Regions from separate parts of the Homo sapiens genome. Here region 1 is linked to region 2. Evidence: chromatin loops called from intact Hi-C (ENCODE). Cell type or tissue: IMR-90. All regions are shown on one strand. Links, peaks and the distances in the headings refer to the core of each region. The heading gives the core; the rest is flanking DNA. Region 1 overlaps TTC27 (tetratricopeptide repeat domain 27). Region 2 overlaps TTC27 (tetratricopeptide repeat domain 27).

Region 1 (12,705 bases), core at 2,533-7,532, 90 kb before region 2:
GCTCACTGCAACCTCCACCTCCTGGGCTGAAGCCATCCTCCCACCTCAGCCTCCCAAGTAACTTGTACTACAGGCATGCGCCACCACACCCGGCTAATTTTTGCATTTTTTGTAGAGACAGGGTTTCACCTTGTTGCTCAGGCTGGTCTTGAACTTGTGGGCTCAAGTGATTCACCTGCCTCCATCTCCCCTAAGTGCCGAGATTATAGGCATAAGCCACCATTCCCAGCCTAGAAAGGTTTTTGTTTTTGAGACAGCGTCTTGCTCTGTCGCCCAGGCTGGAGTACAGTGGTGTGATCTTGGCTCACTGCAATCTACGCCTCCCAGGTTCAAGTGATTTTCCCACCTCAGCCTCCCAAGTAGCTGGGACTACAGGTGTGCACCACCATGCCTGGCTAATTGAAGGTTTTTTAATACACGGATTTCAACATGTCTTAGCATATATGAGGCTTCGTCTTTTGAGCTCTTAGTGACAGTAGCTTGAGTAAAAAATTTTTCCCCTAAGTAAGTTGATCTGAGTTAAATGGTCTTAAAGACTGACGATTACTTTGCTCTATTGTTTTATTTATTTACTTATTTATTTTTTGAGACAGAGTCTCACTCTGTTGCCCAGGCTGAAGTGCAGTGGTGTGATCTCGGCTCACTACAACCTCTGCCTCCTGGGTTCAAGTGATTCTCCTGCCTCAGCCTCCCTAGTAGCTTGGATTACAGGCACGTGCCACCATGCCTTGCTAATTTTTTTGTACTTTTAGTAGAAATGGGATTTTACTATGTTGGCCAACTGGTCTCAAACTCCTGACCTCAAGTGATCCACCCACCTTGGCCTTCCAAAGTGCTAGGATTACAGGCGTGAGCCACTGTGCCCAGCTACTTTACTCTAGGTAAAGTATCACCAAGCCATGAGGCTGCCTAATGGCATTATTTTCTTTCTAGTGAGAACTTATGGTCACTAATGAATGAGTGAGACGGTTTTTAAGTTGCTCAAAAGTTTTCTTCATCAAGAATATTAAGCATTGTCCAGGCGCAGTGGCTCTCGCCTGTAATACCAGCACTTTGGGAGGCCAAGGCTGGCGGATCACCTGAGGTCAGGAGTTCGACACCAGTCTGGCCAACATGGCGACACCCTGTCTCTAGTAAAAATACAAAAATTAGCCAGGCATCTCTGGGCATGGTGGTTCACGCCTGTAATCCTAGCACTTTTGGGAGGTCGAGGCAGGTGGATCACCTGAGGTCAGGAGTTTGAGACCAAACTGGCCAACACAGTGAAACCCCGTTTCTATTAAAAATACAAAAGTTAGCCGGGTGTAATGGCGGGTGCCTGTAATCTCAGCTACTTGGAAGGCTGAGGCAGGAGAATTGCTTGAACCCAGGAGGCAGAGTTTGCAGTGAATCGAGATCGTTCCACTGCACACCAGCCTGAGCAACACAGCGAGACTCTGTTTCAAAAAAAAAAAAAAAAAAAAAATTAGCCAGGCATGGTGGTGCATGCCTGTAATCCTAGCTACTCAAGAGGCTGAGGCAGGAATATTGCTTGAACATGGAAGGTGGAGGTTGCAGTGAGCCAAGATCGCGCACCGCACTCCAGCCGAGGCGACAGAGTGAGACTCTGTCTCCAAAAAAAAAAAAAGTATGTTAAGCATCATTTGAAAAATAATATATATACTGTCAACAACTTAGGAGAATTAATAAATATGTGGAATACTAGTTGTAGATGTCATTCTTGTAGGGTTGCAGAGGCAAGTTACCTTAATTTCTTGGCAGCTGTAAACAACTTTTGACTTCTGCTTAAAAACCTGTTTTCCTGTAGTATATTACTATGTATACCTCATTTTGTGCTGAAATTTTGCCTTTTTCTTTTTCTTTTTTTTGAGATGGGAGACAGGGTCTCACTGTGTTGCCCAGGCTGATCTTGAACTCCTGGCCTCAAGTGATCCTCCCACCTCAGCCTCCTGAGTAGCTGGAACTTCAGGAGCACACCATCCTGCCTGGCTTCTCTTGCCATTCAACTGAAGCATTATTCTTTCTATTATAGATTTTTCCTGTGGGTCTTTACTATATCATTCTTTTTTCCCTCCCTCCCTCCCTCCCTCCTTTCCTTCGTTCCTTCCTTTCTTCTTTTCTTCCTTCCTTTCTGCTTTTTTTTTTTTTTTTTTGGAGATGTTGTCTTGCTGTGTTGTCCAGGATGGCCTTCAACTTGTGGGCTCAAGTGATCCTCCTGCTCCAGCCTCCTGAGCAGCTAGGACTATAGGCACCTGGCTTATATCTTTCTCTTAATGGTGTTATTAAAAATGGCTGATTTGATGAATTAAGATAAAATAATAAAGAAACATTACATACTTATCCAAGTTAATTTTAACCTTTTAAATTAATTTTTGAGTAACCTGACTCCAAGAAATGTATCAAGTTATTTATGATGATATTATTTTTGTGAAATTATAGAAGAAGCAGATTTTCCCACAACCCCTAATCTGTGAAGTATATAGACTAGAATTGGTACTATGTAAGTGGTTGAGTAAAATGAGTCTTGGTTTTGAAATCAACAGCTATGTGACCTTATGCTAGTTAATTTCTCTGAATATCAGTTTCCATTTATAAAATGGGATAAACTGGCAAATATTTATTTGGTGTCTTGTGAGTATACTACTGCTCCCTGCTGTCTGGGAGGTTCTAAACTATTGTGACTTCTCAGTCAGACCATTCTGTAATAAGTGTTATAATCAGGAGATAAAATCTAGAAATTATCTAAAGCAAGACCTCAAGTTCACTTTTTTATTAATGCCTCAATTTTTTCTTTCTTTGTTTCTTTTTTTAAAATTGTATTATTATTATGCTTTAAGTTTTAGGGTACATGTGCACAATGTGCAGGTTTGTTATATATGTATACATGTGCCATGTTGGTGTGCTGTACCCATTAACTCGTCATTTAGCATTAGATATATCTCCTAATGCTATCCCTCCCGCCTCCCCCCAATTTTTTCTTTCTTTTTTTATTTTTTTGAGACAGAGTTTTACTCTGTCGCCCAGGCTGGAGTGCAGTGGCGTGATCTCAGCTCAGTGCAACCTCCGCCTCCCGGGTTCAAGTGATTCTCCTGCCTCAGCCTCCCAAGTAGCTGGGACTACAGGTATGCACCACCAGGCCCGGCTAATTTTTTTTGTATTTTTCGGAGAGATGGATTTTCACCATGTTGGTCAGGCTGGTCTCGAACTCCTGACCTCAATGATCTGCTTGCCTCAGCCTCCCAAAGTGCTGGGATTACAGGTGTGAGCCACAGTGCCCGGCCTCAATTTTCAATTTTAATTTTTTTTTTTGAGATGGAGTCTCGCTCTGTCGCCCAGGCTGGAGTGCAGTGGTGCAATCTTGGCTCCCTGCAACCTCTGCCTCCTGGGTTCACGCGATTCTCCTGCCTCAGCCTCCCGAGGAGCTGGGACTACAGGCGCCCACCACCATGTGCAGCTAATTTTTTGCATTTTTAGTAGAGACGGGGTTTCACCATGTTAGCCCAGATGGTCTCGATCTCCTGACCTCGTGATCCACCTGCCTTGGCCTCCCACAGTGCTGGGATTACAGGTGTGAGCCACCATGCCTGGCTCAATTTTTTAAGTTTTATTTTTGTAGAGATGGGATCTCACTGCATTGCCCAGGCTTGTCTGAAACTCGTGGCTTCAAGTGATCTTCCTACCTTGGCTTCCCAAAGTGCTGGGATTAACAGGCATAAGCTACTGTGCCAGCCCTCTATTTTTATATTAAGCAATTCTTGACAAACTGAAAAGGTCTGTTACACTGACTAGTAGAAAAATAGGCTATGCTTTCTATATTTGGTTTTTTTTTTTTTTTTTTTGGAGACCGACTCTCACTCTGTCTGTCTCCCAGGCTGGAGTGCAGTGGCGCGATCTCTGCTCACTGCAAGCTCCACCTTCCGGGTTCATGCCATTCTCCTGCCTCAGCCCCCCAAGTAGCTGGGACTACAGGCTCCCACCAGTACGCCCAGCTAATTTTTTGTATTATTAGTAGAGATGGGATTTCATTGTGTTGGCCAGGAAGGTCTTGATCTCCTGACCTTGTGATCCGCCTGCCTCAGCCTCCCAAAGTGCTGAGATTACAGGCATGAGCCACCGCGCCCGGCCTCTATATTTGTTTTATTCTTCCCTCCCCCATATAAAGATTTTTGGTTTGAGAGTTAATTTATAGATCTGATTTTTGAGAGTTCAGCATATTATATGTTTTTTTTTGTTTGTTTTTTGTTTTTTTTTTTTTAGAGTCAGAGTCTCTTCTCTGTTGCCCAACCTGGAGTACAGTGGTGTGATCACAGCTGACTATAACCTTAAACTCCTGAGTAGCTAGGTTTACAGATACGCACCACCACACTCAGCTACCTAAAAAACAATTTTTGTAGAAATGGGGTCTCTCTGTGTTGCCCAGGCTGGTCTTGAATTTATGGCCTCAAGTGAGCTTCCTGCTACCCAAAGTGCTGGGATTGCAAGTGTGAGCCACCGTGCCTGGCCTTGTATTATGTGTTTTCTTAAAAGTGAAATCTTTTTGACTGGATGTATCTAAATTCCCATGTCTAGAAAAGTAAAAGAATAAGCTGCCAGACCTGACTCACTTATTGCTGACAGCAGATAAGGGACAGATAATTGAGATGTAAACTGACTTCATGCTATAGTGATAGGAAAAGAATGAAAATGACGCAACACCTCAGGGAATTCAGTTAAAAACTGTCTGAAATTTCTTTGCTATTAGATAATTTTATATTTCCTTACATGGACTGAGGAAACAGTATTAATTTGAAAGGATTTTGTCATGGAGTCAAAATTCATTTGTGGTTGCATCACGGTTGTAGTAGTTGTGGTGTATAACACTTTAGAAGCGAACCAGGCTATGGTGTGTAGCAGTTTAGAAGGGAACGTCTTAGTCAAATGAAGAAATTAAGTTCAAGCAAAAAAGTTCTTTGGAGCCAGGTGCTGTGGCATATACCTGTCGTCCCAGGTACTTAGAAATCTGAGGCAGGAGGATGGCTTGAGTCCAGGAGTTCAAAGCTGCAGTGTGCTATGATGACTCCTGTAAATAGCCACTGCACTCCAACCTGGACAGTGTACTGAGACCCCATCTCAAAAAAAAGCTTTTTGGTAATTGTCATCTCATATTTGCAGGTAACTAAAAGGAAAACTAATTGTTAGACTTTCATGTAATATAATGTAAAGTAATATAGTTACAAATAATTTATAATGAGCTTATCAAAATTACTTATCATAACTTGTACACATGTACATATACACACATGCACATACATAGAGGAAGCTCTGGAGGAATGTAAACCTTTGTCACTGATTTTTTCCGCTGGAGGAGGATGATATTGGGGCTGTGGAAGAGAGATTTTCACTCTTCACCGTATATACTTTTTTTTTTGAGACGGAGTTTCACTCTTGTTGCCCAAGCTGGAGTGCAGTGGTGCAATCTTGGCTCACTGCAACCTCCGCCTCCTGGGTTCAAGTGATTCTCCTGCTTCAACCTCCCGAGTAGCTGGGATTACAGGCGCATGCCACCACACCTGGCTAATTTTTCGTATTTTTAGTAGGAACCGGGTTTCATCATGTTAGCCAGGCTGCTCTTGAACTCCTGACCTCAGGTGATCAGCCCCACCTCGGCCTCCCATAGTGCTAGGACTACAGGTGTGAACCACTGCACCTGGCACCCCCCCTTTTTTTTTTTTTTTTTTTTTAAAACAGACTTAGTCTTACAGTGTTGCCCACCTGGTCTCAAACTCCTAGCCTCGAGTGATCTTCTCATTTCAGCCTCCTGAGTAGCTGGGATTATAGGTGTGAGGTACCATACCTGGCCATACTTTTATATTGGCTTGTTGTTCCTTGTTTTTATTTTTTTTAAGTAAATATATGTTGATCAAGTAAGAAAAAGCATCAGCGAATAAAAGAAAAAGCTACTATATGCTCAGCTTGTGCATTAGTCAAGACAATGTCTAAAATCCAGTTTCCTACTGGGTGCAGTGCCTCACATCTGTAATCCCAGCACTTTGGGAGGCCAAGGTGGGTGGATCACTTGAGCCCAGGAGTTGGAGACCAACCTGGGCAACATGGCAAAACCCCATCTCTACCAAAAAATACAAAAATTAGCTGGGCATGGTGACATGGCCAGTAGTCCTAGCAACTCAGGAAGCTGAAGTGGGAGGATCACGTGAGCCTGAGGAGGTCCAGGCTGCAGTGAGCTGTGATCATGCCACTGCACTCCAGCCTGGGCGACAGAGTCAGACCTTGCCTCAAAAAAATAAAATAAAAAATAAAAAAAAGCAGTTTCTGCCCTCAGAAATGTATGGCTCAAATAGAGTTATAAACTTGAAAAACAGGTGCTGTCCAATATGATGCCAACTTCTAGGAACAGTGTAGAAGTTCAAAGAAGTGAAAGATCAGTATGTGCCACACTAGCAGGAGAAGACTGTAAGGAAGAGGTTTCATACAGGTGTGGAAGCAATCTTCTCAGATTGGGGGAACATCTGAATCCAAGGTATTTCTTACTGTGTAGATTATGTAAAATACATTGCTTTGAGGAGGATATAGAGATGAATAAGACATGATTTCTTACCTTGTTGGGTAGTAGACGGTGAACAACATTGGAACCTGAGATGACATACATAAAATACAGTGGAATGTGTTTGCAAGGGAATTACAGATAATGTGCTGGAAGTTCAGGTGATGGAAAAATCACCCCCACAGGGGGTTCTTGTGGGGCCTCTGAAGGAGTTGGTACTCGGATTAAAGTGGTGATAGAGTGCCACAGAGCAGGATGAATACAACATTTTTTTTTTTTTTTTTGAGACAGGGTCTCGCTGTGTTGCCCAGGCTAGAGTGCAATGGTGCATCCTCGGCTCACTGCAACCTCTGCCTCCCAGGTTTAAGCAATTCTCCTGCCTCAAGTCTCCCGAGTAGCTGGGACTACAGGCGCCTGCCACCACGCCCAGCTAATTTTTATATTTTTAATAGAGGCAGGGTTTCACCATGTTGGCCAGGCTGGTCTTGAACTCCTGACCTTGTGATCTGCCCGCCTCGGCCTCCCAAAGTGTTGGGATTACAGGTGTGAGCCATCGCACCCGGCCACAACATATATTTTAAAGGAGGAGTTGGTAAGTTCAAAATGGCATAAGGAAGTCCAAGTGGCTAAAAAAAAAATACAGGTTTGAGAGGATGGAGGTGAGGTGTTATTCTTATGGAAGACACAGATGTGGGTTTTGGTATTATTACTGAAGAGAGTAGTGGATGGGTAATCTTATTGAGGAATAAATTTAATTTTATGAATGTAAAAAAATTCTAAAAATCTCAGTTAATGTAAAAAGAGTTTTCTAAAGTATCCTTTTATTTCAGCTTACGTGGTGTTTTTTCCTAGAGCTTGCCATGGTGGACTTTGAGATGTGTGAATATTCATCAGCATTTGCTTGAGGAACGCTCACCTCTGCTTTTTACTCTTGCCGAAAACTGTATTGATCAAGGTATGTAGCAGATTTTTGTTTGATATGGGCATGTAGCTCAGTTCTAATTACTTGGCTGAGATACTCCTTTTTAGTTTATTTTTTGTCCGGTAGTAGTGCCTTTTCGTTTTGAGTTGTTTCTTTTTTTTTTTTTTTTTTTTTGGTGTAGAATATCACAAGTTGTTATGTTGTCAGATTATAGAGTTCCTTTTAGTCTTTTTAGTTTAAAAAAGATAACTACTTTCACTTACTTAACCTACTTAGGGTGATTTGCTCTATGTAGGTCACCATGATTTTATCTCAAATTGTTTAAAGATATTTTAATATTTTCTCTGTTCTTTAAGAAGCCTCATTGGAAACAGATGTACTCTCCTTAGTTCTTTTTTTAAAAAAAGTCCTTAACTAACTTGAGCTGGAGTAAATTATGTTAAATTACACAAAGAATAAGAAATTATCCTATATCCTATTGAGTACATCAAGAAAAGCGTAAGAAAACAGTTGATAGAAAATAAGTTTCACTGAAGTTAACAATGGGTAGGGAGGCTATTTTGCATTTCATTTTATTAGTATTTTTTGTAACATATAATATACATGCAGAAAAATACCTAAAACCTAAATGAAAAATTTGCCAAATAATTATAAGCCAAACATCCATGTAAGTGCCTCCTGCTGCCTTTGTTGCAGATATTCCTCCTGTATCCTAGGGAAAGACTTTGGAAAAGAGGAGAATCTTAGGTGCCTTAATACTTGGTTTCCAGTCTTCCTGGTTTTGGGGATTTTTTTTTTGGCAAAAGTTGCCACACAAAACAAAAACAAAAACAGATTCTCTTGTGGTGAAGGAATATGTGAACGTAAATGAACTTGGACTTGACCATGAGTTTTTGAGTTACAGAGACGGGATTTGATTTTAGCTGTGTCTGGTTCCAAAGCCCAGACTCCTTTCAGATCCAACAGTATGGAATGAATATGTATGTGTGTGTCCAAGGGACATGAGGAGTGGTAGTTAGCATCATTCTATGTGGAGAAAAGTGATCTGTACTTGATGGAGGTAGCACATTCATGAAGGTATAACATAACTCTCATGTGTGTGCATGTATAATATAAGGGGCTCTTGTACCTTTTGGGGGTCTGTTTCCTTCAAGAGTTATTTTTGAGACAGAGTTTCACTCTGTCATCCAGGCTGGAGTGCAATGGCGCAATCTCGGCTCACTGCAACCTCCGCCTCCCGGGTTCAAACAATTCTCCTGCCTCAGCCTCCTGAGTAGCTGGGATTACAGGCATGTGCCACCACGCCTGGCTAATTTTGTATTTTTAGTAGACATGGGGTTTCTCCATGTTGGTCAGGCTTGTCTTGAACTCCCGACCTCAGGTATCAGCCCGCCTTGGCCTCCCAGAGTGTTGGGATTACAGGCTCGAGCCACTGCGCCCGGCGTCCTTCAAGAGTTTTTACAGTAACAAGCTAGGCCAGAATACAGTGGAGAGGACTATAGCTTGTTTAGTCATAAATATTCCTAAGCCAGGTGAGTGGTTGAAACTAATTTCTCAGTTTTTATTTTATTCTAGGACAGAAATACATAAACATATGCTAATCTTAGATAAAATGACCATCTATACATAATTCAAATAGAGATAATAATGAAAGTATTATTCAATCAGTATAATAATTGATTCATTTATGTTGTTTGTTCCAGGACTTAGTTTATATTCTTTCAACATTTTTAGGTAACATAAGCCTGGGGGTCTAGCAGGGGGCCTGTTAGATGTGAGCATAAACATTGTAAGTCATCCCTTGGTATCCAAGGGGGATTGGTTCTGGAACCTGACCCTCTCATACCAATATCCTTGTATGCTTATGTATCTTTTTAAAAGGTAGGAGCCGGGCCAGGCGCGTTGGCTCATGCCTGTAATCCCAGCACTTTGGGAGGTCGAGGCAGGTAGATCACGAGGTCAGGAGTTCGAGACCAGTCTGGCCAACATGGTGAAACCCTGTCTGTACTAAAATACAAAAATTAGCTGGGCATGGTGGTGGGCACCTGTAATCTCAGCTACTCAGGAGGCTGAGGCAGGAGAATGGTGTGAACCCAGGAGGCGGAGGTTGCAGTGAGCTGAGATCGCGTCATTGCACTCTGGCCTGGGCGACAGGGCAAGACTCCATCTCAAAAAAATATATAAATAAATAAATAAAAATAAAATAAAATAAAAGGTAGGAACCATATGGTATATTTTGGAGAGGATTCTATTTTATGAGTTAAAATTAAGTTCCAAACCAGAAACTAAGATAGCTGGAAAATGTGACTCTAAGTGACTCATTCCCAAAGAGGTCTCAGTTCTTTTCTATATTATATTTCAGCATGTCATTTGCTTTACCTTGCAACTAAGAATTTTTTATGTTGCTGTTCTAGGCTAATCAACGGCACTTTTCAGTTTATCTAGTCATAAAATGGTCCATTTTGGCTAGGTCTAAATAGATTCGTAGATAGTGCTGAATTATAACTTTTCATGCATGATTTCATTTTTAAAATGTTTTGTTCTGGGATTTGATCCAAATGTAATAACTGAAATACGATTCAGCGTCCAGAGAAGGGTATTATATTTGAAATGTTGCCCTTGAAGGATCATCAGAAAGTTGGCAGGATTTTTTTTTTCGTTCTATGAAACATAGGCAAAGGATTTTATGAACAACTATGATATTTAGGTTTTTGTCCAGGCGTGTTACACCAGTATAATACAGTGGAATGGAGTCTATCAAAATGTCAACATAACTTTGCTGGGCTGATTACATCTATAATAGGAGTAGGTCAGAATCTATTCCTCAGTACAATCTAAAGCATTCTTTTGGATGTCACACTAAATGAAAGCATGCTTCTCTAAAGACTATTCAGGGCATACAACAATTGATCATGGCATCCAGTGCTGAAAACATGTTATGTATAGTGCATGAGATGTAATATTGCACTTTAGCTGTTTGAAGAAGACCTCATGAAGTCGCTAAGAGAAACTGGGTTAAAATACTTTGTCATCAAGTCCTGCTGTGACATTTCAGGCAGCTCTGTGACTCTGGGATTAGGTTGTTTCCACGTTGAAAGAGTGTTCAAAAAAACAGTCTCCACGGTGGCTCATGCCTGTAATCCCAGCACTTTGGGAGGCTGACGCAGTGGATCACCTGAGGTCAAGAGTTCAAGACCAGCCTGGCCAACATGGTGAAACCCTGTCTCTACTAAAAACATAAAAATTAGCCGGACATTGTGGTGTGTGCCTGTAATCCCAGCTACTCAGGAGGTTGAGGTAGGAGAATCTCTTGAACCTGGGAGGTAGAGGTTACAGTGAGCCGAGATTACACCACTGCACTACAGCCTGGATGACAGAGTGAGACTCCATCTCAAAAAAAAAAAAACAAAAAAAAAACAGTCTTTTGGTGACTGATGCATACGTGCGTACGTTGATTTCTTTTCATAAATTTGATACTTTGGAATAAATGTTATTGAATGTACTAAATGTCATTGTCTGTAATTATAATTGTCCATTAAGGATTTCATTTTAGCATAGCATTTAAATAATCTCGTGAGAAGAGATTTTGGTTTTAGCATACATTTTAAGTGTGGGTGACATTTTGATCCAGAAGGTCACAAATATTCATTTCCAGGGAGAACCTCCTGATTTATTAAAATAATAATATATGCCTAATGTAAACCTTGAGTTATCTATCTTCAAAGCTCAAAACTTTGCTTCCATTGTTGACTCATTGCTTTCCACCATTCTGCGTTTCTAGCCAGTTCTTAAATCTTACCAGTTCTTCCCCAAGGGTCCCATATTGATCTGTCTTTTCCATATCTACAGCTTTTATCCTAATCTGAAATCTTTAGTTTGGAAAGGCCCTTTAGAGATAATCTTGTCTAGTTAAATCATTTTACGAAGAATTGAGACTTACAGAAGTTGCCCAAGAACCAGCACAATGATGTGGCGTTTCTGACTCCAAGTCCTGCTGACACTTTCCCTTGCTTTTTGCAAGCTGGTCAGTAAGGCAGAATTCTAGTAACTAATGATAATGCAGCTAACATTTCTATAGTGTATACACCACATCAAGCAGTCTTTGAAGTCTTTAATTATATTAACTAGCTTATTCCTAACAACTATGAGGTAGAGCCAAAGATGGTATAGTAGTGGATATAGTGTGCCTTTTAAAAAACAGCTTTTTTTTCAAGTTTAATTAACCTATAATAAGATCTCATATTTAAGGTGTACAATTTGTGACATTTTGTATATGCATACACCTGTGAAATCATCACAATTAAGATGATTAACAGGGTATAGCATTTCATGTTGTTATTATTTTTTTGAGGCAGGGTCTTGCTCTGTCATCCGTGCTGGAGTGCAGTGATGCGATCTAGACTCACTGCAACTTTGAAATCCTGGGCTCAAGTGATCCTCCTACCTTAGCCTTCTGAATGGGTGGGAGTATAGGCGCTTGCCACCATACATGGCTAATTTTTTTTTTTTTTTTGAGATGGAGTCTCGCTCTGTTGCCCAGGCTGGAGTGTAATGGCGTGATCTTGGCTCACTGCAACCTCTGTCTCCCGGGTTCATGAGATTCTCCTTCCTCAGCCTCCCAAGTAGCTGAGATCACAGGTGCCCACCACCATGCCTGGCTAATTTTTATATTTTTAGTAGAGATGGGGTTTCACCATGTTGGCTAGGCTGGTGTCCAACTCCTGACCTCAAATGATCCATCCTCCTCAGCCCCCCAAAGTGCTTGGATTACAGGCATGAGCCACTGCGTCTGGCCTTTTTTTTTTTGAGACAGAGTTTCACTCTGTCACCCAGGCTGGAGTGCAATGGCGTGACCTCGGCTCAACTCAACCTCTGCCTCCTGCGTTCAAGTGATTCTCCTACCTCAGCCTCTCAAGCAGCTGGGACTATGGGTGCCCGCCACCATGTCTGGCCAATTTTTTTTTGTATTTTTAGCAGAGATGAGGTTTCACCATGTTGGCCAAGCTGGTCTTGAAGTCTGATCTCATGATCTGCTTGCCTTGGCCTCCCAAAGTGCTGGTATTACAGGAGTGAGCCACTGTGCCTGGCCCGCCTGGCTATTTTTTAAATTTTTCTGTAGAGAAATTTAAAATTCAGAAGTCTCATTATATTGCTTAGGCTGGTCTTGAACTCCTGGCATCAAGGGATCTTCTCACCTCGGCCTCCCAAAGTGCGGAATTAAAGGCATAAGCCACCATGCCCA
Region 2 (12,705 bases), core at 3,538-8,537:
ATTAATGGAGAGCATTAGTTATTTTTTCTTTCCAAAAAAAACTGAATTGATAAAAAAGTATCCCTTCTCTATGAAGTAATTTGTTCTCCTTTTATGAAGTAACTCAGTGATCTCTTTATTTATGTATTGTAACCATATGTATGCAGCCAGAAGTTATTCTTCTCTACCCTCCCTCCCACAACTAAACAGCTTTGGGCAGCAGCATGCAATCTTTTTGCTATTAAGTTTCTATGAAGTGAGGCCAGAAAGCTTTAAACATATTTTGACCAAGATGGTTTAGGAGTCTGGTTATGTCTCAGTTTGCTCTGACTGACTTGACTGAATAACATCTTGGATTGTCAACGAAGTGTTGTGTAATGTGTGTTTTCTCACACTTGAGCTCATACCACAAGATATTCTTAGGCTAATAAATGTATCTCCCAGCCAGTGTAAAATAGAGAACTTTCAATTTAGGAGAAGCCTCCCTGCTCAGAAACTGGTCTCCCTGTCTTAGATTTTTACCAGGACATGGTAGATTCCCGTCCTTTTTTTTTCTCCTGAGGCTTGGACTTGCTCCCTTTTTTACTATTTTTTGAAATTTTCCATTTAAAAAATTAATTTTGTAAAAATTTTAAACAGTTTCCAAGTTACCAAAAAGTTGCAAGAACAGTGCAACTGTCTTTTGCATCCCGAAGTTTTGGAGAGTAAGTTGCCAACATGGTGCTTCATCATCCTCAAATATGAGAACGACATTCTCCTACATAACCCAGTATGCATAATAACATCAGGAAATTAACATTGACTTTTCACTACCGTCTAATCCTCATAAGAGAGGCCTGTGAAAACTAGTCAACTGGCAAAAAAAGAAAATTTGAGTACTGCATTGTAGAAAAAAGATCATGATAATTCTCAGTTGAGAGTAGGTATAAGTGTATAATACCAGAAAAATATGTACACTTAATGTAAACTGAATGGCAAATGAAGAGGCAGGAGAAAATGATCATGATAATGGGGCTGCTGTCCACATGCTTCTCTAGCAATCCCACAATGTGTCTTCATTCGCTTTGATGCTGAATACATGAGCTCTTCTATGACGAATCATTTGACCACTGGATAGCTCCAGCTTTGAGTTTGCAGTTGGCCCTGGTACCTTGTCTCAAAGTCAGCTATTTTGGTCTTGTTGGTCTGCTTCTTGATGTAGCTTCTGAGAGTTTAGTTATTCAGTACCATTGTAGAAATTTCAGTACATCAGAGGGATTCTTTCATGTATGTGGGTTGCAGCTGCCCACTGCACTGTATAGATGGTCTCACATGAGTGAATGTCCAGCCTTATTGCTCTGTTGCTGAAGAGTGAGAGAACTTGCTCTCTGTGATCAAATAGGCTACTTTTTCCTTTCATTTTATTCCTGAGCAAATAATCCTACATAGAGTTCTTCATGTAATTTTTCTCTGATTTATATTATAAAGTGCCATGGTCAAAGTGGCATTATGTTGTGAAATAGATAAGCTAAAGAACAGTTCTTCATAGAAGAAGTAAAAAGGCTTATCAATAAGGCTAGCTCTTTGAAAGAACTATTATAGGAAATTAAAACTTTTTCTGGTAAGTTTTTAATGTACATGTTTATGTAAATGTGGATTAGGTTTAAAGTTTTTTGAACATTTAAAGAAATTCGAGAAAAAATTCACACATCCTATCACCTTATCAAAATGACTTAAGTTCTTTGTTGTTTATATGTGCATTTGTATAACTATTACAATAAGGACTTATTTATATTATAAGTTATACATATAGATTCTGATTGTGATATATGTCCTTTAAGGCTCTTGCAGACCAATTTGAAGATAAAACTACATCTGTATTGGAACGCCTGAAGATTTTCTATTGCTGTCAAGTACCACCTCACTGGGCCATTCAGGTATTTCTGTTGTTTGTCATTGGGTATGGAAATTACTTGGCATTAGAAAGGTAAATGCATTATAAATTGATGATTTTAATTTATGTTTGAATTTTCAAATATTTTGCTAAAGATAATAAATGTATCTGCCTGGGAATTGCTAACTACTTCAAATTGCTATTTTGATTAAAGTGATATTAGACTCATAAAACATTTTTAAAATAATTTAAAATCTTATGAAATAGAATCCTAGAAATAAAATAATAGAATCATAAATGCTTGCATTTTGAAAGTAACTTCTTTTTTTTTAAGGGATGAGGTCTTGCTTTACTGTACAGGTTGGAGTGCTGTGGCGATTCACGGGTGTGATCATTGTGCATTACAGCCTTGAACCCCTGGGCTTAAGCAATCACTCTTGCCTCCAGCCTCCTGAGCAGCTGGGACTACAGATGTGCACTACCATGCCTGGCTTTGAAATAATTTCTTATATTAAAATTATTTTAAGGACTTTCTGCCAAAGAAGGAACCTTTTAAACAAGTTGTTTACAAAAAGCAAAAGAAAGCATTTATTTGGTATACTTTAAGTTGTGAGATACACATGACTACTCTCCTCTTTCTGAGGCTATGAGAATACCTACTGTAGCTCCTAATGGCACATGGTGGGGTGGGGATTCTGGCCCCTTGTCTACATGGTTCTCCTGTATTATAGGTGTAGTTCCCTATTTTGTAAAATTTTAGCACTGAAAATAACTTAAGACACCTGACCCAGTTTCTTAATGTTACAGAGGAGAAATTGAGGCTCGGTGCAATTAGTTTTCTGGTGTTGATCACCCAATCTACATGAACTAGGTTTCTAGTTTCCTCACTTTTAATCTATCTCTTTTCCTTAGCTTTTCATTGGGTTGAAATTATACCAGCTAATAACAACCAACTTTTACTGCATACTTAATATGATGCATATATTTTATTCTGCATTCCACACATATTCTCTTATTTTATTGCAACAATTTTTAAAAATATCTGTTTTACACGTGAGGAAGCTAAGTCACAGAGAGGTTAAGTGGAGTCAGATGGAGCCAGCCAGGGGATTACAGATGATTTATCTACTATTGTTATTTTAACCAGTTTTCTGTCCTCTCTTTCATGGATCATACACATAGGTAGTGAGTTAGAAACATAAATGCCAACCCACCATCCAATCGTTTAAAATCCCCATTATAAGACTTCTTAAAGTAGGTTATATTCTTAAACACAGGGTGAACTAGGAGGTTTATTGTGCATTGGAGTTCAGTTTACATATTGAAGGAATCTCAATAAAACATATGCAAGTAAAAAAGCTTTATGATATCTCAAAAGGAATAGCTTCTTCATCAAGAATGTGTTAACAGCTGGAATTTTTTAGTGTGTTTTTGACTCTGATCTGTGAAATTGGTTAGGTGCTTTATATTATGTGGTTTGATGGATAAACATTTCAGACTGAGCTGTTATGACAAAATGTGTCTATTGAGGGTGTTGCTTTTTATCTTTTTCTGAACAGAAACATTAGGAAACAAATACTGTTCAAACTGAATTTAGGCCAAATGCTTATCTGCCTAGGAAGCTGTAGATTTCAGGATCTTCAGGCAGTTAGATAAGGATCATTTTTCATTAAGACGTTAATTACTTTTTCTTGCATCATGGGGACTATCTTTGTGTATTATTTTAAAGATTGAGAAATAACAGAACAGTTTATTATAAAAAGAGAATTAGTCTCTACTTTGCTACTAACTAGCCATATCATCTTGGATGTCATCAACTTTCTTCATCTGTTAAATGAAGATATTGTACTGCTCACTGCATAAGCACCAAGATTTATTCCAGCTCTCACATGCCATGGGCAGTTTTTGAAAATGTCCAATTATATTCTCTAAAATAGCCAGATTCTCCTGTATTCCATGGGTTACTGATGTATTGGATCATTCTCATTATTTATTTTGATAATCTGTAGCTTATAATTTTTAGGCATATTTCTGATATTATCAGTCCTAGATTTTTCTGGACTTAACTCTTAAATATGTGTTGAATTTTCAGAGTAGTAAAAGTATACTTAAGAGAGAACAACACAGCTCTCTCTAATATGAAACTACACTTTATTCTGACCTTACCTACTTTTTTAAATCTTTAAATTTTTTTTCCCTTTGTGCAGGTGTTAACACTTATAAACCACAATATATTTATTTTTAAATATGTTTAACTTTCACTGACCTTAACTCAGTTTGCTCTTTTTTTTATCTGCCAGGGACTGGGAAATTAGGTAGCAAAGTTTGTTAGAATGTGCTTGAAATAAATCTAAGTAGCTTTGAGTGAGAAAGAGCTAGATATGCCCTTCTGAATAAAATTCAGCAGGGCTAATGCATAGATTTTATGTCATCTCTATTGACTGCTCAGAGTTTTAAAAATTAATTTATTGGATCTCAGCCTCATAAGTTAGAGATTGTTATATACAGAGTGTCTAGGTAAAAAAGAAATATTTATTTTTGCTTTTTAAGTTCTTAGAGAAAATTTGTATATATTTAGCATTTTCAACAAAAAAATTGTTCTTTAATTCCTTATACCCTATAAAGAGGCTTGTTTTCTAAAGTAAAGGTATGTATTGAATTATTACAAACTTCTAAATAGTACAGATTGTAGAATTTATACATTTATTACAATAAGCAGACCCCTAAAAAGGCAGATTAGGTACACCTGCAAGTGAAACAGGAATCTCTTTTTACACCAAGAAGTATTAATTATTTTTACTTGATTTTTCTAGCGCCAACTTGCAAGTTTGCTCTTTGAGTTGGGATGTACCAGTTCAGCCCTTCAGATATTTGAAAAGCTAGAAATGTGGGAAGATGTTGTCATTTGTTATGAAAGAGCCGGGCAGCACGGAAAGGTATGTAATAGTCCAATTTGATGTACTGGTGAGAGCCTTCCCTCTGGGAGCATCTTCTCACTTGTTTTGTTTTTCAAACCCACTTTTGCCAATATTCACTTATATTCCTTTTTTCACTTTTTTTCCAGAAAACTTTTAAATGTTTTCTCTGATTTCCACTGGGGCAGATTTTTACAAAATTTTTAAGAAAGACTAACAAGAGCTTTGAAGACGTGGGATTTTGATTTCTTTCCTTTACTCACCTTCTCCCTTAGGATGACTTCAAAGCGAAATATTTGGAATCATTTTAATGATCACTGGGTTGCCTGATGATCAGATGCTGTGGGCCTCAATGGAGGTTCCCTAGGAGAGAGGGTGAGAGCAGCTGGGTTGGTCTTTAAAAGAAAATCCAAAGGGTGTGACGACACCTCTTGAGGCAGAAGAGTTGTCAAGTGTGTAATGCACATTTAATTCTACCCTTAAATTGGGCCAGGAGGGAAAATGTTGCAATATTTGCATCTGTTATTTGTCTGTTGTTTTTTTCCCCTCATACATGAACAGAATTTTAAGAAGAATAAGGGGCTCTGCATTGTTAGTCACTTTAAAAACTGACACATTGAAATCATATGTTAAATTTTGGATTAAAAATTTAAAAGACTTAAGTTGAGTACATAAGCAAGCAGAGTAAAGCCCACAAATTGGATCATTTATACCTACAGTCAACCTTTTGCCATCACCCTAAAAAAGAGCAATAGTGGTTCAAGCATGTGTTTTTCTTAAATACCTTCCTAAGTATGTCTATTTTAGATTAATAGTGAAAGTTGCATTTCTTTCACTAATCAGTTAATGGCAGTGAAGGTCTTTGAATTGTATTGACTTAAGGAGAAACCAGAATAAGAACAAAGTTTTACTGTGGAAGATTATCGACTGGGCATGGTGGTTCACACTTGTAATCCTAACACCTCGAGAAGCTGAGGTGGGAAGATCGCTTGAGCCCAGGAGTTCAAGACCAGCCTGGGCAACCAAGTAAGACCCCATCTCTACAAAAAAACAAAATTAAAAAATAAAAAATTAGCTGGGTGTAGTGGTGCATGCCTGTAATTCTAGTTACTTGGGAGACTGAGGGAGGATGATCACTTGGGCCTGGGAGGTTAAGGCTACAGTGAGTTGTGATCATGCCACCGCACTGCAGCCTAGACGACACAGTGAGACCCTATCTCAAAAAAATATTGATAGAGTTATAATATTTTTATCCTGGAAAAGAACCCCATAAACATCCATTCTAGCTCCCTCCTTTTGTAAATGAGGAAAGGTTTCCCTTATGATTTGCTTCAGATCACAAGCTGGTTATTGACTCTTTACTTGCGAGGTAGTATGGCATGGTGGCTAAAAGCATATAGCCTCTGGTCTCTGGCTGCCGGTAGTCAAATGCCAGCCTGCTTCATGCTAGCTTTGTGATGTTGGACAAGTTGCTTTAATCTTCCTTGTCTTAGTTCCCTCATCTGGAAGCACTTAATCTATTTGCCTTATAGGTTTTTGTAAGATAATATATGTAAAGTACGTACTCTAGTGCTTACCTCATAATGTGACATGAGTGCTTGCTGCCATTACTTGCTGTGATTCTACGAGATGTTTTTTCTTCATATTTTAATATCTCTAAAATTGGAATGTATTTAACAATTGATGGCATCTTCCATTTGCTCTAATTCAGGTGGCTGTCCTGTCAGGTTGTCCATACCTGTGCATGTGAAAGCTAATGATAGCTACATTTAGGCCACCATTTCAGTTGAGTTGTGGACAAGGTGTCAGCACTACGTATGTTGTGTTTAATTGCCATTTAAAATATCTTCAAAAGGATTTCATTATGATTTGGCACTGAAACAAAAAGTTATTGAATACAGAGAAAAAGACAGAACCAAATTAGAGAAATGAAAATTTAGTATTACTGAAATAAACATTTGCCATCAGATAAATCATCACAATTCCATTTACTTTTCTTTAAAAGCAGCAACCAAGTGCTTTATGAGAGTCAAGAAAGAAGGATACCCAAAAGTAGATGAAGCTTTGTTTTGTACTGAGATGTATGAAGAAAGGTTGTCATTTAAAATGTCAAGCAACGTATTGAAGGCAGGAAGAACTGCCAAATTTTTCTGAATAGACTGAAAAAAATCAAAGCAAACAAGAGGCATTAGATTATAATTAAAAGCATTTTTTCTTTCTTTAACAGAGTTTGTCTTACAACTGATAGCATCTCAAATTTGATGAAATATAGTCATGTATTTCTTCAGCGACTTAAATATCTTTTTAGTGCCCGTTGTCTGACACTAAAGTAGTACTCAGATGTTTGTTTAACAAAGGAATGAATGGATGAATGAATATCTTGACTTCCAGTCTGATGTAGTTCCCATTGCATCATTCTTTACTGTGCTAGTCTTTTTACACTGGCCAAGAAATAAGTAATAACTTTATATAAAAATATGGTAGTTTTTGAAATAATAATATTTGAAATAAGCAAGTTGGTAAATCACAAATGCTCAAAGCATATTTTAGAATATTAATTTAATTATTTTTAGAAAGTATGGAAAGATGAGACTTTCCTTAATTGCAGGAGAAAAAACATAATGAATCCATCCCCTTCAGAGAAGGGATTTGACTGTCCCCCTAAGTAGTTGTGATGATTATTATTTTTTTAAATGTGCACATGACCTTGTAAGAATTGTGTGTAATAATGACAAATGCTTCTGTTTCTAAATCCTCTAGAAAATGTGCATATTTAAAATTTTAGAAATGTATAGTCATTTACTTTGTCTTAAGTTTTTTGTGAGTTTTAGCCAAACAGCCCCCAAAATCTTGATCTTAAAAGTTGATTTTAGTATTTTATTTAACCCATAAAAGACCTCCTTTACCTGTTTTTCTTATGCTATATTTGCAGATTTTTTAAACCATAGACCCTAAAAAGTTTTGCTGCAATTTAGAAGCAAATGTTTTATTTCTAAAACAGCTGATACTCTTTTGGTATTTGGTCATGTGCCAGTAGCTGTCACCACATTTTGATTTAACTAGAAGTCTGTGAAATTTTAATCCTTGCATTTAATGCTTAATTGGCATAATTTATTTTTAAAAGGCAAATTTGGAGAAATGTTTAATTCTAATTATTGTGTTCTGGTGCTCATGTTTACATCCCGGTGTTGTAGGGTCTCAGAAATTCTAGCTTAGAAACTACCGGCATACATTCTTGTTATTTAATGACCATAGGCAAAATAGCTAAGATTAATTTTGCTCGACCTTGGTATCAGAACTGGTTCTCATCTGTTAGCATTTAGTATTTAAAGGTTATCCGACCCACTTACAGCAATTTCCCCTAGCTGATAGATGTATTCTTATTTTGTTGAGCAAATTTGGTTCCTAAATGAGAGACAAAGACTGAGGGTGAGGGGTTAGGGATAGATAAGGGTTGGGACCTCTCTTGTTTTCTCTTGTTTCAAGGAAGCAAGGCTTCCCTGAGATTACATGGTCCTATCTTTTATTATGCTACATTTGCAGATCATTGTAATCATGGACTCTTAAAAAGTTTTCCTTTAAATTGTAAGTTAATGTTGTATTTCTAAAACAGCTAAGACTTTTTTAGCAATTGGTTTGGATTTCCTGTTTTGGGGGCTTTTTTTTTTTCTATCATAGAGATTCTTTATACAGTTTAAAAGATTTTCCCAGAAGTTCTTTCCTCAAACTATAGCCAGAATAGTCTTCCTAAAGACAAATCTGCCATTCTCACCCCAAGTAACTTCTCTCTGTTTCCAGGGTTAAGTCTGAGCTGTTTCGAATGAGTGGCTTACAGACAACTTTATTTATTTATTTATTTACTTACTTACTTATTTAGAGATGGAGTTTCGCTCTTGTCGCCCAGGCTGGAGTGCAGTGGCACGATCTTAGCTCACTGCAACCTCCACCTCCTGGGTTCAAGCGATTCTCTTGCCTCAGCCTCCCGAGTAGCTGGGATTACAGGCGTGCAGCACCTTGCCTGGCTGATTTTTGTATTTTTAGTAGAGATGAGGGTTCACCATATTGGCCAGGCTGGTCTTGAATTCCTGACCTCAGGTGATCCGCCTGCCTCAGCCTCCCAAAGTGCTGGGATTACAGGCATGAGCCACCGCACCCAGCCTCACTTTATGATCTGTCTCCTGTTTCCATTGCCAACTGCATTTTCTCCTTCTTTTACTCCCCTTCATACCTACTCTGTCATCCAGGTTGCACCTGAAGTTCCAGCAGTACTTTAATAGCTTGAATTAAAGTACTTGTAAGTTCTTGATTTTGTAGCGCCGTCTCACTTCAGACCTTTGTAATTGTTGTCTGTCTAGAACGTTTGTCTTCTTTCAGCTAACTGCTACTTATTCTTTAGGAGATTGCTTTCTACAGAGAGCCTTCCCAGATACTTTCCTCCCACATTTGGTGGTACCATCCACCTGTGTACTCCTATGGCACCCAAACTACTCTGGTACCCCATTTGTTGGCTCATCTGATCTACTAAATGTAAGCTGCTTAAGAACCAGACCTGTGTCAACAGCTGTTGGCCAGGTGTGGTGGCTCACGCCTGTAATCCCAGCACATTGGTAGGCTGAGGCGGGCAGATCACGAGGTCAAGAGATGGAGGCCATCCTGGCTAATATGGTGAAACCCCATCTCTACTAAAAATACAAAAAAAAAAAAAAATTAACCGGACGTGGTGGCATGTGCCTGTAGTCCCAGCTACTTGGGAGGCTGAGGCAGGAGAATCACTTGAACCTGGGAGGTGGTGGTTGCAGTGAGCTGAGATCACACCACTGCCCTCCAGCCTGGGTGACAGAGCGAGAATCCAATAAAAAAAACAAAAAACAAAACAACAACAACAACAAAAAAACAGCTGTTGCCCCAGAACCTGGCAAAGTTTTGGCATGTAGCAAGAAGTCAATCATATTTGCTGCATGAGTAACTAGTAAGTGATCACTCAATAGTTATCTCATTGAAGCAATCTCCATGTAGGACACTCCTTATGGATGACTGCATGTGGCAGAAGATACCCCTCCAACCACTGCCTTACTCTTCTCTCTCCAAAAACAAATTATGAGATTCCCCCACTCCCATTTGAACCTTCTAACTTTAGGAGTAGAAATAGGAACAAACCTTAAAGAATTTTGATTCTTGCTCAGTAAATGCTAAGGAAACTGTGAGCATATTATTATGTAATGCTATCTTTTGAGGGCCTTATATGTACTGCATTCTTTATATAATTATTTTATAATTGTCATATGCTATTCATAACAACCCACAAAATATGGATTGTTTTCATCACTTTACTGATTAGCATTACTAAGTGGCAGTTTTGGAATATGAGCTCAGACCTTTATTTCCTTTAAAGCCAGCACCCATTTCCCCACAACTGCCTCCCATCATGGTTATTGTTAATCCCTTAAAAATTGGATATTAGCTTTGTAAGTTAAAACCTGTTGTGCTCACTTGATTGAGAAAAATAGGCAAAATAATGGAAAATACTCTATAAATTGGTAATGCAAATAAGAGATGATCAACTAATTGAATAATAAAGCCTGTTTTTAATTACTCTGTTTCATCTTGGACCTGGAGTATTTATGTTGGCAAGTAACCTTTAAAAAAATCAAGCCAGAGCATGGTGTTGTCACACATATAACTGTGAAAAACAATTAGTGAACATTTGGCTCCATGAGAGAGTAAGTAGGAGTAGACACCACTACACAGAAGTGTAGCTGGGAGTGTCTGATGGGTGGGGCAAAGTGTTTTGCACTTGTCACCTCTCAGCTGCTGCTCATAGAATAAGAATTTAGACTAGGAGTAAATTGCCATTCTGCTAAAAGGGTTGTTCTTGGTGAGAGGGAAACGTGCTTTGGAGTTCTGTCAGCTGTGCCCCTGTCATCTTTATGTACTGTATTGAGGACGTAGAGCACCTTTCAGTGGTCAGTCTCCCTGTCATTGAGAAACAGCCTCTACAATAGAATCAGAATCCATTTTTTGCTCTCTGCTTCAAGGTAGAAGGCTAGAATTAGACTATGGCCAATGTTTTGTGAGTCCCTTGTGTGTGTGTGCGCACACACTTTTTAAAAATTTTTTTTAATCCTAAAGCTATTGTCAAGATGCCAAATCTGGCTAATTGGGGAACCTTAAATTCTTAGCCTGCTTTTTCTCCATTCTCTTGGAGCAAACCTGTATTTATTAAGTCTAATTTTGCTCTTCATGTGGTCCTCAAAGATACTCTTCATAGTTGGTGCCATCTCTGGGTCTAGAGCTTATTTTTTTCCCCTTCATTTTTTACGTGGAGGGCTTCCTATAGTTGTTGGTCTGCCAATTTCCCTTCCTAATATACTGACCAGTTGCAAGGTCAGATAAGAACCACTCTTATCACACATTAGAATTTTAATTCTTTCCATTAATTCACAAAATTTCCGCTAATTCACAAAGTTAAGGCACAGATCACAGCCAAAAAGGGTAGTTTCATTCCTTCTCACTCAAGTATGAATAACTTTCCTGAAATATTTTGTCTACCTTTTCACTGGAGGCTCAACTTAATTTTTCACCCATATTCTTTACCCCAAACCCAAGGCTTCATCCCTGACAGAGTGCTTCCTGGAATCCTAGTGGTGCTTAGGGTAGGATCTTCTCTCCCACAAATCTCAAATTTCCCATATAACAACTTGCAGAAAAACCATATCATCATAAATATAAATGAGCCCCAATATAGCAGGTTTTCAATATATTAGTTCCTTTTCTTGCACATACCTGAAATTCTCAGTTCTCAACACTGGACTGTTCTATCGCAAAATACACCATCAGGATGGGGAACCCCTCAAATACCCAAAATCCCCCTTCAGGCCATCAGTTTTGCTTCTCTGTGTTTATAGTCCTAAGAAGAGTTGCTTCCTAGTTCTCATCATTTGGTTAGAAGGGCATGTGAAATTCAGATTCTGCTATATGACCTCTCTATTCACTAGGGTAAATTTTTGTTAGATCTCTCCTAATTTAGTCATGTAGTGATACTCAGTATTGATTTCAGCTAGAGTGTGTCACCTAAAGGAGTTCTCCTGTCGTTCCCAAATGTGAAGGATCTTTTATGTTTCTGTTTAGTATCTGAAGGACCTTAGAAAATACCATTAGCCCTTTGTGACTTTAGTATTAGTTCCAGTTGAGTTCATCCAATGTTTATAGACTACCTACTGTTTGCTGGGTAAGAATATTCCAAAGATGACTAATAGACAAACTTACTACAAACACAGTTATAGTCCGATATGATAGATACACATGAGCAAATATTTTAGTATGACAGTGCTAAGATAAAAGTATGTACAGATTCCAAATTCTATGTGGCTCTCATATTTACAGCTACATAATTCTTTCTCTGCTGTCCTGCTCTAAAGCAGTGATCTCCTTGGTTTGTATCTTGCATAGATTCCTTTCTGAGATTTTTAGGACTCCTGTGATTTTCCACACTTTTAATAAAAAATCCAATGTTTGGTGGAAATTAGCCTTATGTGGAAAAATTTAGTTTTGATCTTCTACTATTAGTAATTTTTTTCTCTTTGACCTCACTTTCTTGATTCTTCTTGGCTAAGTTCTGTAATCATCTATTTAATGTTGACAACAGCAATTTTTCTGTTTTTGGAGAAACTACACAGTTGACCAGTGTGATTATTTATGGAAAATATTAATGTTCCTAGAAGCTCTTTCAAGTCCCCTCTTCCTAGAGGTAGGGCAACCTCAAGTGTCTTGCTTTCCAGTCTGGTTTTCTAATGGAAGGAGTTGAGGAAGAAGATAAACAGTTTAGGGCTTACTGCTTCTTTCAACCTCTCTGAGGTAGGTAAGCCAAAAATGAAGAAGAAACTCTCAAAATGTTAGTTTAGCTTGTTCATGGTCATTCATTTAGTAAGTAGATTTGAC

The links. Peaks named below come from ENCODE experiments on the same cell type or tissue, not always from the same donor. Only the 100,000 strongest peaks of a DNase experiment are listed, where the experiment ranks them.
Region 1: a loop joins it to region 2, with 2.3 times the contacts of the local background. A loop is called at or near these places in 2 of 110 quality-filtered maps.

The regions. Positions count from the first base shown.
Region 1 is chr2:32,642,738-32,655,442 of GRCh38, forward strand. TTC27 (tetratricopeptide repeat domain 27) reads left to right here. Exons shown (of 20, transcript NM_017735.5): 5 at 7,394-7,496. Among named protein-coding and RNA genes, the nearest start is that of MIR4765, 14 kb to the left of the region's middle. In IMR-90, for the core only: no CTCF peak of the experiment used is centred there; a DNase peak (open chromatin) is centred at 4,664; H3K27ac peaks cover 1,009 bases.
Region 2 is chr2:32,732,029-32,744,733 of GRCh38, forward strand. It overlaps TTC27 (tetratricopeptide repeat domain 27), which reads left to right. Exons shown (of 20, transcript NM_017735.5): 11 at 1,800-1,895; 12 at 4,666-4,788. Among named protein-coding and RNA genes, the nearest start is that of LINC00486, 87 kb to the right of the region's middle. RefSeq lists enhancers at 5,135-6,334, 11,643-11,782. In IMR-90, for the core only: no CTCF peak of the experiment used is centred there; no DNase peak of the experiment used is centred there.